Regions from separate parts of the Homo sapiens genome. Here region 2 is linked to region 1. A link is a loop called in an ENCODE intact Hi-C map of the cell type or tissue named here. Cell type or tissue: breast epithelium. All regions are shown on one strand. Region 1 overlaps ESPNL (espin like). Region 2 holds the start of RAB17 (RAB17, member RAS oncogene family).

Region 1 (5,000 bases):
CCACGCTATGGGTGGCAGCTTTCGCACCACGACCAGGGTTGCATATTTGTGCCAGAGCCGGCGGCCCCCGGGCTGAGCTGCTTACTCTCTGGAGGGCAGCACGGCACCCAGGAAGGCAGGCAGTGCGTGAGCAGACACCCCAGTCTGCAGCTTAGAGGCGCAGGGTCATCATCCTCAGGCAGTGACAAGCCCTGTGGCTCTGCGGTTCTGGCGCTGGTCTTGCGGCGGTTCTGGCTCCGGTCTTGCGGTGGTTCTGGCTCTGGTCTTGTGGCGGTTCTGGAGCTGATCTTGCGGCGGTTCTGGCACTGGTCTTTCGGACCTGCAGGGATTCCAGGGAGCAGGGCTCTATCTTTTTGTCCACCTTCCCCTGGTGGCGCTGTGGCCTCCTCAGGCTGTGGCCACCTTGGAGGCCATGGAACTCAGGGCAGAGGAGGGAGGGGAAGGAAGCCCTCCAGAGGATTCCCCCAGGACAAGGCACTCGCCCTCGAGGTCTCAAGCTGACCTGCTAGCTGCGCAGGTGAGTGTCGGTAGGGGCCGGGGCAAGGGAGGCTGGTGGTGCCGACCATAGATCAATGCAGGTGTCCTTACTTTACAGACAGGCCCAGTTAGCTGGCCAAGTTCTCTGACCAGCAAGTCACAGAGCCAGATGAGCTCAAGGCCACTGGACTTCGCTGCCAGGCCCCCTGCCACACACGACAGCGTCACGTTGTATTTACTCACGGCATGGCACACCCGCCGCTCCACATGCATGCTGAACCTGTATTTATCTGTAGAGAATGAACACTAATTGCACCTTTTATAGGTGAGGCACTGCAGTCCAGAGAGGAGCTGAAAATTCCTTTGGGGTCTCACAACTTGTTTGAGGTGGAGTTTCACTGTTGTTGCCCAGGCTGGAGTGCAGTGGTGCCACCTTGGCTCACTGCAACCTCCGCCTCTTGGCTTAAAGCAATTCTCCTGCCTCAGCCTCCTAAGTAGCTGGGATTAGAGGCGCCCGCCACCACGCCTGGCTAATTTTTTGTATTTAGTAGAAACAGGGTTTCACCATGTTGGTCAGGCTGGTCTGGAACTCCTGACTTCAGGTGATCCACCCGCCTTGGCCTCCTCAAGTGCTGGGATTACGGGCATGAGCCACTGCGCCCGGCCAAGGGTCTCACAACTTCTTACTTAGTTCAATTCAGTGTCACCCAAAGATGCTGAGGCCCAGCTGGTCTATCTCAGAGATACATTTGGGTCAAAGGCACAGTTTTGTGAACACAGCGTTCGCCTAACTCGAGTTCGTTTTTGTGTTTCCCTGGTACTACAAAAGAGACACAGAAATGTTTACAGAATAAAGTACAGAATTCATTCTTGAGGTCCCCCGTCCCTCTTCCAACTGAATCCTTCACAGGCCAAGATGTCCTCTAGCCTTCCAGTCCTGTGGACTCCCTCCCCAGCTTCCTTCCCTCCCCTCTTCCTCCCCATTCCCATCACAAGAGCCCATCAGGTACAAGGAGACAGGAGGGTCCTGGCCCCAAGTTGGCTGGGTAGGAGCATGCAGTGTGGCTGGCAAAGGTGGTGAGCGGCTTGGTCAGGCATGAGCTGGTGCTCCAGGCACTAGGGGGGAACCTCATTGGGCCAGGAGGATGGTCCCACGGAGAGTGGGGCTGTGGCAGGAAGTAGCCCTGAGTCCCTGGGGCAGGGGCCGGTTGCTTGTCTCTCTGAGCCTCGTCTCTTCACGTGCATTGATCCACACCTCCAAGGGTGGCAAACATGGAAACTGGTTCTGCATTTGACACTTGGGCCATGGCAGCTGTGAGGGGTCTGGACGGGGCACCCTGATGCCTGTCAGCTCAGCACTGCTTCATAAGCAGTGCCTGGTACTGTCTGGGCCAGGACAGGGTGGCTGTGGGATGAGGCTCGGGGGCTCCTAGGCAGGTCTCTGGCACCCCACGGCCCAGATTCAAGTCCTGCCCCTGCTGGGAAGGGCATCAGGGCAGCCTGCGCCATGGGGCAGGGGAGCGGCCCGCACAGGGCCAGTCCCATGGGCACCTGGTTTGTGTCGTGGTGGGTCACATGTGTGCCCTCCTCACTGCAGTGCTGCCAGACCCTAGTCTCCCACCACGTGGACCCCTCCCTGCGGGATGAAGATGGTTACACGGCGGCAGACCTGGCGGAGTACCATGGACACCGGGACTGCGCCCAGTACCTGCGGGAGGTGGCCCAGCCGGTAAGGCTCAGGGTCCCCAGCTGCCCTGGAGGCATGGGGGGTGGGCCCAGACCCCAGCCAGGACCCCACTGCTGAACCTGCAGCATAGTCAGCTGGGAAGCTCACCATGTCCAACTCATACATGGCATTGGAGCCAGGAGCAAGGGCCTGGGCAGGACTGAGGCGCCACAGGGCAGCCAGTGCTAGGGCCAGGCTGTAACAGGAGCTGTGACAGGGGCCAGGACAGGGGCTGTGACAGGGGTGGGGCCAGGGCTGTGACAAGGACAGGGGCTGTAACAGGGGTCAGGACAGAGGGCATGTGACAGGGCCTGGGGCCATGGCTGTGGCCAGGGCCCGGCCTGGGCTTGTGGCTGGAACTTGGCCAGGCCATGCCTTTCGTCTGGGTCACAGAGACCACATCTGTGACTCAAGAGCCTCGGTGGCCAGAGTTCCTCGTGGGTGATGTGGGTGATGTGGGTGATGTATGTCAGACTGAGGAGCCCCAGGAGTGGGAACGGAACCTCCCAGAGGTGATCGCAAGGCGGCCAACAGCCCTGCAGCAGCCGGAAGGCAGCAGATTCCAGCCCTGGCTCTCGTCTCTCAGCCTGGGACCCCACAGCCTCTCATTTCCCCATTTGTAAGGACACGGATCTTGTCTATCCCACTGGTCCCCAGCCCTTAGAACGTGACAGAGCTCAACAAGTGTTTGCTGAATGAACTAATGAGCAAATGGACAGAAAAGCAGGTGGATGCATGAGGGTGAGCAGAGGAAGGGATGGATGGGGAGGGAACAGACAGAGGAGGAATGAATGGGGCAGGGAGGCCAAAGGAGTGAAAAATGAGGAGAGGGATACATGGAGGGGGGAGAGCTCTGGAGGGTGGACAGAGGAGAGATGGGTGGAAGAGGAATGGATGAAGAAGGGTGGAAGGAGGAGGGTGGATGGAGGGGAGGTGGACAGAGGAGAAATAGATGGAGGAAGGTGGATGGAGGAGGAATGGATGGAGGAGGGTGAATGGAGGAGGAATGGATGGAGGAGGGTGAATGGAGGAGGAATGGATGGAAGAGGATGGATGAAGGAGGGTGGATGGAGGAGTTGGATGGAGGAGGGTGGGTGGAGAAGGAATGGATGGAGGAGGGTGGATGGAGGAGGAATGGATGGAGGAATGGATGGTGGAGGATGGTTGGAGGAGGGCAGATGGAGCAGCAGATGGATGGAGGAGGGTGGATGGAGGAGGAATGGATGGAGGAATGGATGGTGGAGGGTGGATGGAGGAGGAATGGATGGAGGAGGGTAGATGGAGGAGGGTGGGTGGAGAAGGTGGATGGAGGAGGAATGGATGGAGGAGGAATGGATGGAGGAGGTGGATGGAGAAGGGTGGATGGAAGAGGGTGGACGGAGGAGGGTGGATGGAGGAGGAATGGATGGAAGAGGTGGATGGAGGAGAGTGAATGGAGGAGGTGGATGGAAAAGAGTGGATGGTGGGAGATGGAGGAGGGTGGATGGAGAAGGGTGGATGGAGGAGGAATGGATGGAAGAGGTGGATGGAGGAGAGTGAATGGAGGAGGTGGATGGAGAAGGGTGGATGGAAGAGGGTGGATGGAGGAGGGTGGATGGAGGAGGAATGGATGGAGGAGAGTGGTTGGAGGAGGGTGGATGGAGGAGGAGAGATGGAGGAGGGTGGATAGAGGAGGAATGGATGGAGGAGGAATGGATGGAGGAGGGTGGTTGCAGGAGGATGGATGGAGGAGGGTGGATGGAGGAGGGGAGATGGAGGAGGGTGGATGGAGGAGGAATGGATGGAGGAGGAATGGATGGAGGAGGGTGGAAGGAAGAGGGTGGATGGAAGAGGACGGATGGAGGAGAAATGGATGAAAGAGTTGGACGGAGGAGGTGGATGGAGGAGGGTTAATGGAGGAGGAATGGATGGAAGAGGATTGATGGAGGAGGGTGGATGGAGGAGGGTTAATGGAGGAGGAGTGGATGGAAGAGGATTGATGGAGGAGGGTGGATGGAGGAGGGTGAATGGAGGAGGAATGAATGGAAGAGGATGGATGGAAGAGGGTGAATGGAGGAGAGTGGATGGAAGAGGATGGATGGAGGAGAAGTGGATGAAGGCCTTGGATGGAGGAGGAATGGATGGAGGAGGGGAGATGGAGGAGGGTGGATGGAGGAGGAATGGATGGAGGAGGGTGGATGGAGGAGGGTGGAAGGAAGAGGGTGGATGGAAGAGGATGGATGGAGGAGAAATGGATGAAAGAGTTGGACGGAGGAGGTGGATGGAGGAGAAATGGATGAAGGAGTTGGATGGAGGAGGTGGATGGAGGAGGGTGAATGGAGGAGGTGGATGAAGGACGTGGATGAAGGAGTTGGATGCAGGAGGTGGATGGAGGAGGTGGATGGAGGAGGGTAGATGGAGGAGGGGAGGTGGAGGAGAGGAGGTTAGATGAAGGAGGAATGGATGGAGGAGGTGGATGGAGGAGGTGGATGGAGGAGGTGGGTGGAGGAGGGGAGATGGAGGAGGTGGATGGAGGAGGTGGATGAAGGAGGAATGGATGGAGGAGGTGGATGGAGGAGGTGGATGGAGGAGGGGAGCTGGAGGAGGGGAGGCCTGGGGCAGTTACTGTGACAAATCCCTCTAACCTAGCTCGGTTTCTGCCACACCTCTTTTACTGGTCATCCCTTCAGGAAGGTGTTCTGAAATCACCTGGCCCTTCTTTTCGGGTGAGGGGACTGAGGACTGGAAGGTGTCATCGCCCTCCACCCCCCAAACCCTTTGTCTCCCCAAGGGGTTGCTGTGCCTCCTCTTCTCTGAT
Region 2 (5,000 bases), 530 kb before region 1:
CATGCCCTCACTGCCGCCAGTAAGGAGCCATGGCCACAGACTGGTCTGGTCTGCCCTGCAGGGATAAGAGGGGAGGGAATCAAGTTTGGAATCAATCTCAAAACAAATAGGACTGAGTCCTAGATACCAAGAAGATCGTTCTAGAGAGAAAGTGACTGAGAGTCATGGAGTCCAGAACAGGAGGGTTTAGGGCTCTCTACCCATCAGAGAAGAAGGGTTCCACATAGTAGACTCGGGTGGTTATCCCAAACATGCCTGGAACCCCATCTTAGCTGGAAATACTCAAGTTTCACCATCAAGTATGATGCTGGCTTCAGAGACGGATAAAAAACATAACATTAAGTTTTCCATCTGTGTTTCTTAAAAAAAAAAAAAAGAAAAGAAAAAGAAAGAAAAAGAAAAAGAAAAGCTCTCCAGGTGATCTCAGTATGCAGCCAAGACTAGGAATCACTGCTAGAATTCTGTTTTCCTTGGAGCTGGGAACAGTGTCTAGCACATAGTAAGTACTAATTCCTAAGAAATGAATGAATGAGGCCAAGCATGAAGAGCACATAACACAGCACCTGTGCTTTGAAATATCCACCTGGATTGAGGATGATTTCTTGGGGCCAGCTATGGTTTGCATGGATCTTCCAAAAAGCAGATTTGGAAACTTAGTCCCCAGTGCAACCATGCTAGGAGGTGGGGCCTAATGGAAGGGGGTTGGGTCATGAGGACTCTGCCCTCGTTAATCCACGCCCAGCACAGATTAACACTGCTGCGTCTTGCACATCCACAAGCCTGCGTGTTCTCTTGCCCTTTCACCTTCCACTGTGGGATGACACAGCAAGAAGGCCCTCAACAGATGTAGACCCCTTGGCCTTGGACTTCCCAGCCTCCAGAACCATAAGAAACAAATCTTTGTTCTTTATACATTTCTGTCCCAGGAATTCTGTTAAAGCAGCACAAACAGACTAAGACAGCATCTGAGGCACAGTGAGAGTGCCTGGGGTGGGAACTTAGTCCAGCAGATGATCCGCTCAAGTCAGCTGGGGACAGGCTCTCAGAGGTCAAGGCACGGCCCAGACTTTCCACCCTTTGGTGGAAGGGGAAAGGGTAGCGGGGGCGGGGTGAGGGAAAAAAGACTACTCAATGGCTACAGTGTACACCGCTCTGGTATGGGGTGCAACAAAATCTCAGAAATCACTAAAGAACATATCCCTGTAACCAAATACCACCTGTTCCCCTAAAATCTATTGAAATAAAAAATAATTTAAAATAAACAGAGATACCCCTTCAAGTTCTCTTTGCTATTTATTTGCATAGGTTAATAAAACCTTTCCTAAGTCAAAAAATCTGTAGCCCGAAACATGTCTGAATTAACTGAAACAGGTGGACTCTGAAGGAATGCACCATGACCACTGGGATGCCGGCGTCTCATTCCTTTGACAATGATATGTCTCTTTGTTTAATGAAGTTATTTTATTTTTGGGCTGGGCGCAGTGGCTCATGCCTGTAAAGGCACTTTGAGAAGACGAGGCAGGTGGATCACTTGAGGTCAGGAGTTGGAGACCAGCCTGTCCAACACGGTGAAACCCCATCTCTACTAAAAATACAAAAATTAGCTGGGTGTGGTGGCACACGCTTGTAATCCCAGCTACTCGGGAGGCTGAGGCAGGAAAATCGCTTGAACCCAGGAGGCAGAGGTTTCAGCGAGCCAAAATCCCACCATTGCACTCCAGCCTGGGTGACAGAGCGAGAATCTGTCTCCAAAAAAAAAGGTTATTTTACTATAAACATACAAGTGTCAATATAAAAGAAGCAGCTACCCATAACTCCACCCCCGTAATACAACCACAAATGGTATTTTTGCCTACTTCTAGTTTTTTTCTATGACTCCTAAAAACAAACCAAAACCCATAGTTTTAACATAAAATTATTATCCGATGGGTAAGAAATACTTAATACCAAAGGCAGTCTCACACATTGCTTCAAAATCATGTTTAATGGACATATAACATTTCTACAACTATCTCAACTTGCTGAACCATTTTCCTAATACTGGATTTTTACTTAGTTTTAATTTTTTCTCTGTAATAAGACTGCAGTAAACATTTTCTTATATAACTTTTTGTGTGATTGAGTGTTGTAAGCTTTCAATAATGAGAGGTTGGAGCCTTCTGTCCAAAGAGAAAATTAAAAGTGTGGCACCTGACCCCCACCTCCAGAATTTAATCAAGATGGGGTTATTAGTAGTGAAAGATGTTATTAGGTTGTTGAAGACAAAGATGTTTTCAGGAACACCATATTCAAGACTGGCGCTTCTCTAGTAATCTTAACTTGGGGCTTTTTAATCTCTTGCACCTCCCTTCCACTAAAGGGAAAAAAAACGGAGAGCAAATCCCACATTAGTCTTTTTTGCGGGGAAGGGGCCATTCCAGGGAAGGGTCTGATTGATGAGTCTATCGGCAACTGTGATCCTGTGTCACCCTTGCCTGGGGCCTGTGAAGAATATTGAGATTACGAGAGGTACACCTGTACATTGCATTCAGAATACAGCCATCTGATACAGAAAACACAATGTAGATTGTAAAAAGGAGTTTACAAGAAAACCTGACAAGCTTCCTAGATATCACTGGGTATTAAATTGGGAATGTTGATGTCATTTGAAATGGATTTCTTTAAGAGTTCTTCTCATTACCAGAAGTTTTTTGTGTTTTTTTTTTTCAAGACCTTAAAACCGGAACTTTCCCGAAGAAAAATGCAAATAAGAATCTCCTTCTGGGAATCCGACTTAGTGAGCCATCAGAAATCTGAACTAGGAAGTCTCCGCCCCAGCTTTGTCCTTTGATTATACACACATGGGCACATGCACAGACACAAACAAATACAGACATGGGTACAAACACGTGAGCACACACACAGACACACAGAGACTCACACACAGAGAAGCAGAGACACACACACACACAGGCAGACACTCCACAAAGGGCACAGAGGTTTAAACAATGACTCACCTGTTCCCCAGGCCCGGTCACTTGCAGGGAGCTGAAGAGCCTGTCATCACCAGTCCACAGCGTTGCTACCTGTCTCCGCTTTCTCCTCTCTCTGGTCCAGGGGAAGGTTTGCTTCCCTCCACAGGCAGGACAGGACAGGAGGAGCCTCTACTCCAATGGAAAACAGCCGCAGAGCAGAGGTCAAGAGCAGCAGCCTCGGACCAGAGCAATGCCCACTGGACCCCAGCGCCAAGGTCAGGCCTCTTCTCCTCCCAGAAGGTTTCAGGGCAAAGTCCACAGTGGTCATGTGGTCACCTGAGGCAGGGCAGGAGGCTGGACCTCAAAGCAGGTGACCCGGGAGCACCTGCGCGCTGCCGGAAGTCAAGTCACATTCCAGTCCTGCATTTCCTGGCACCCAACTGGAGCCCGTTTTTCAGCTTTATTCCGGGGTTTCACTTCCAGGATCTCACTTTGGCACAGAATGTTTTTCTTGGCTCCTTCCTTGGAGCTGTATGGAATCTTTGTTGCACTTGAAAAACCAACAGCCCAGAAGAGAAAAGAATATTCCGGTCAGATGAATTAATTCCTCCCACTGTCAGCTAGAAGCCATCCCTGGCTGAGCCCTGCACTGGCCAGAGGCAACTGAGTGTGAGCCAGTCCAGGGTCAGATCCTGGGCTGATGCCACCTGAGGGCGGGGTGGGGGCGTGGCCTCCGTGCACATGGGAGACTCCAGGTGCAGGAGAGGGGGAGGTGGACTTCCTCTTGGTCTTCCCAAGCCATGAAACTTCCTGGCTTGGTGGTAACAGAAGAGTCTCCTCCAGGTAAGATTTCCAGAGCCTCTGAGTATGGCTGGGGTAGCAGGGTTGGGCCTGAGGCTGAGGAGATGGAAATCTGTTGCCGTGAACATTACTCCACACAGCCAGTATACGGGAAGCCAGCTCACTTTATGTCCTCCAAACTCACCCTAACTTCTCGTTTGGGTCTCATCCCGCGGGGCTGCTGGGAAATAAGCTCCGCCACCACAGTGGTTCCTCCGCCCTGTGGGAGTGGGGGGCTCTTATGCTGGAGGGGGGACACTGGCCTGGACTTCTGCTGAGGCTCTGCCCCTCATCCCTGCAGGACGGACTAGCCAGTCCTAACACAGGACTAGCGTTGCTCTACCACGTCCAAGCCTCCTCTGAGATTCTTCCTCCATGCAACCACTTCCCCTGGGGCGTGGCCACCTCCCTGGAAGCCGCCAGCATGCTCGGCTGGGCCCCCGCACTCTGGAGGCTTGAGAATCTCTCTATTTTTGAATGACGTCCTTATCCTCTGCCCCCAGGCTGGTAACCAAAGGTCTGGGGGTGGTGACGTGCTGGGAATGGTGTAACTCGTGAGATGGAGGCTGAATGTGGAAATACATGAATGTGCTTCTCTTCTCTCCAGTTCCCTTGAAGAATCCACCTTCCTGCAGGGTTGGGGGAGCGCAGAATGGGAGGAAGATACAAATACCAATTTTATAGCAAGAATGCAAAAAGAGGCCAGCGCGGTGGCTCGAGCCTGGAATCCCAGCACTTTGGAAGGCGAGCTGGGCGGATCACTTGAGGTCAGGAGTTCGAGACCAGCCTGACCAACATGGAGAAACCTCATCTCTATGAAAAATACAAAAAAAAAAATTAGCCAGGTGTGGTGGCATGCACCTATAATCCTAGCTGAGGCAGGAGAATTGCTTGAACCTGGGAGGCAGAGGTTGCAGTGAGCTGAGATCATGCCACTGCATGCCAGCCTGGGCAACAGAGTGAAACTATCTCAAAAAGTAAAAAAAAAAAAAAAAAAAAATTAAAAAGACAAAATGGTTAAGAACCAGCTTTTTACACCCAAAATGGGAGGTTTGTACCTACAGTCAGACAACAGGTTTGAAAGCCAGGCCTTGTGTGGAGAAGGGAGTTTTGGAATCAGCTAAGCTCAACTGTGATTATGTCACAGCCCATCGCTCATGTTAGAGAGGGTCCCGACTCCCTAGAAGGCGAAAACCCCTCAAAGAC

What was found. Peaks named below come from ENCODE experiments on the same cell type or tissue, not always from the same donor. Only the 100,000 strongest peaks of a DNase experiment are listed, where the experiment ranks them.
Region 2: it touches region 1 in a loop (10-fold over the local background); 1 of 110 quality-filtered maps calls a loop at or near these places.

The regions. Positions count from the first base shown.
Region 1 is chr2:238,114,829-238,119,828 of GRCh38, forward strand. ESPNL (espin like) reads left to right here. Exons shown (of 9, transcript NM_194312.4): 5 at 2,075-2,206. Among named protein-coding and RNA genes, the nearest start is that of ESPNL, 17 kb to the left of the region's middle. In breast epithelium, no CTCF peak of the experiment used is centred here; no DNase peak of the experiment used is centred here; H3K27me3 peaks cover 1,850 bases.
Region 2 is chr2:237,587,471-237,592,470 of GRCh38, forward strand. It overlaps RAB17 (RAB17, member RAS oncogene family), which reads right to left and starts at 3,264. Exons shown (of 6, transcript NM_022449.4): 1 at 2,997-3,264. It overlaps RAB17-DT (RAB17 divergent transcript), which reads left to right and starts at 3,690. Exons shown (of 3, transcript NR_187201.1): 1 at 3,690-3,797; 2 at 4,402-4,561. In breast epithelium, no CTCF peak of the experiment used is centred here; DNase peaks (open chromatin) are centred at 2,991, 3,391, 3,661 and 4,217; H3K4me3 peaks cover 2,576 bases; H3K27ac peaks cover 2,547 bases.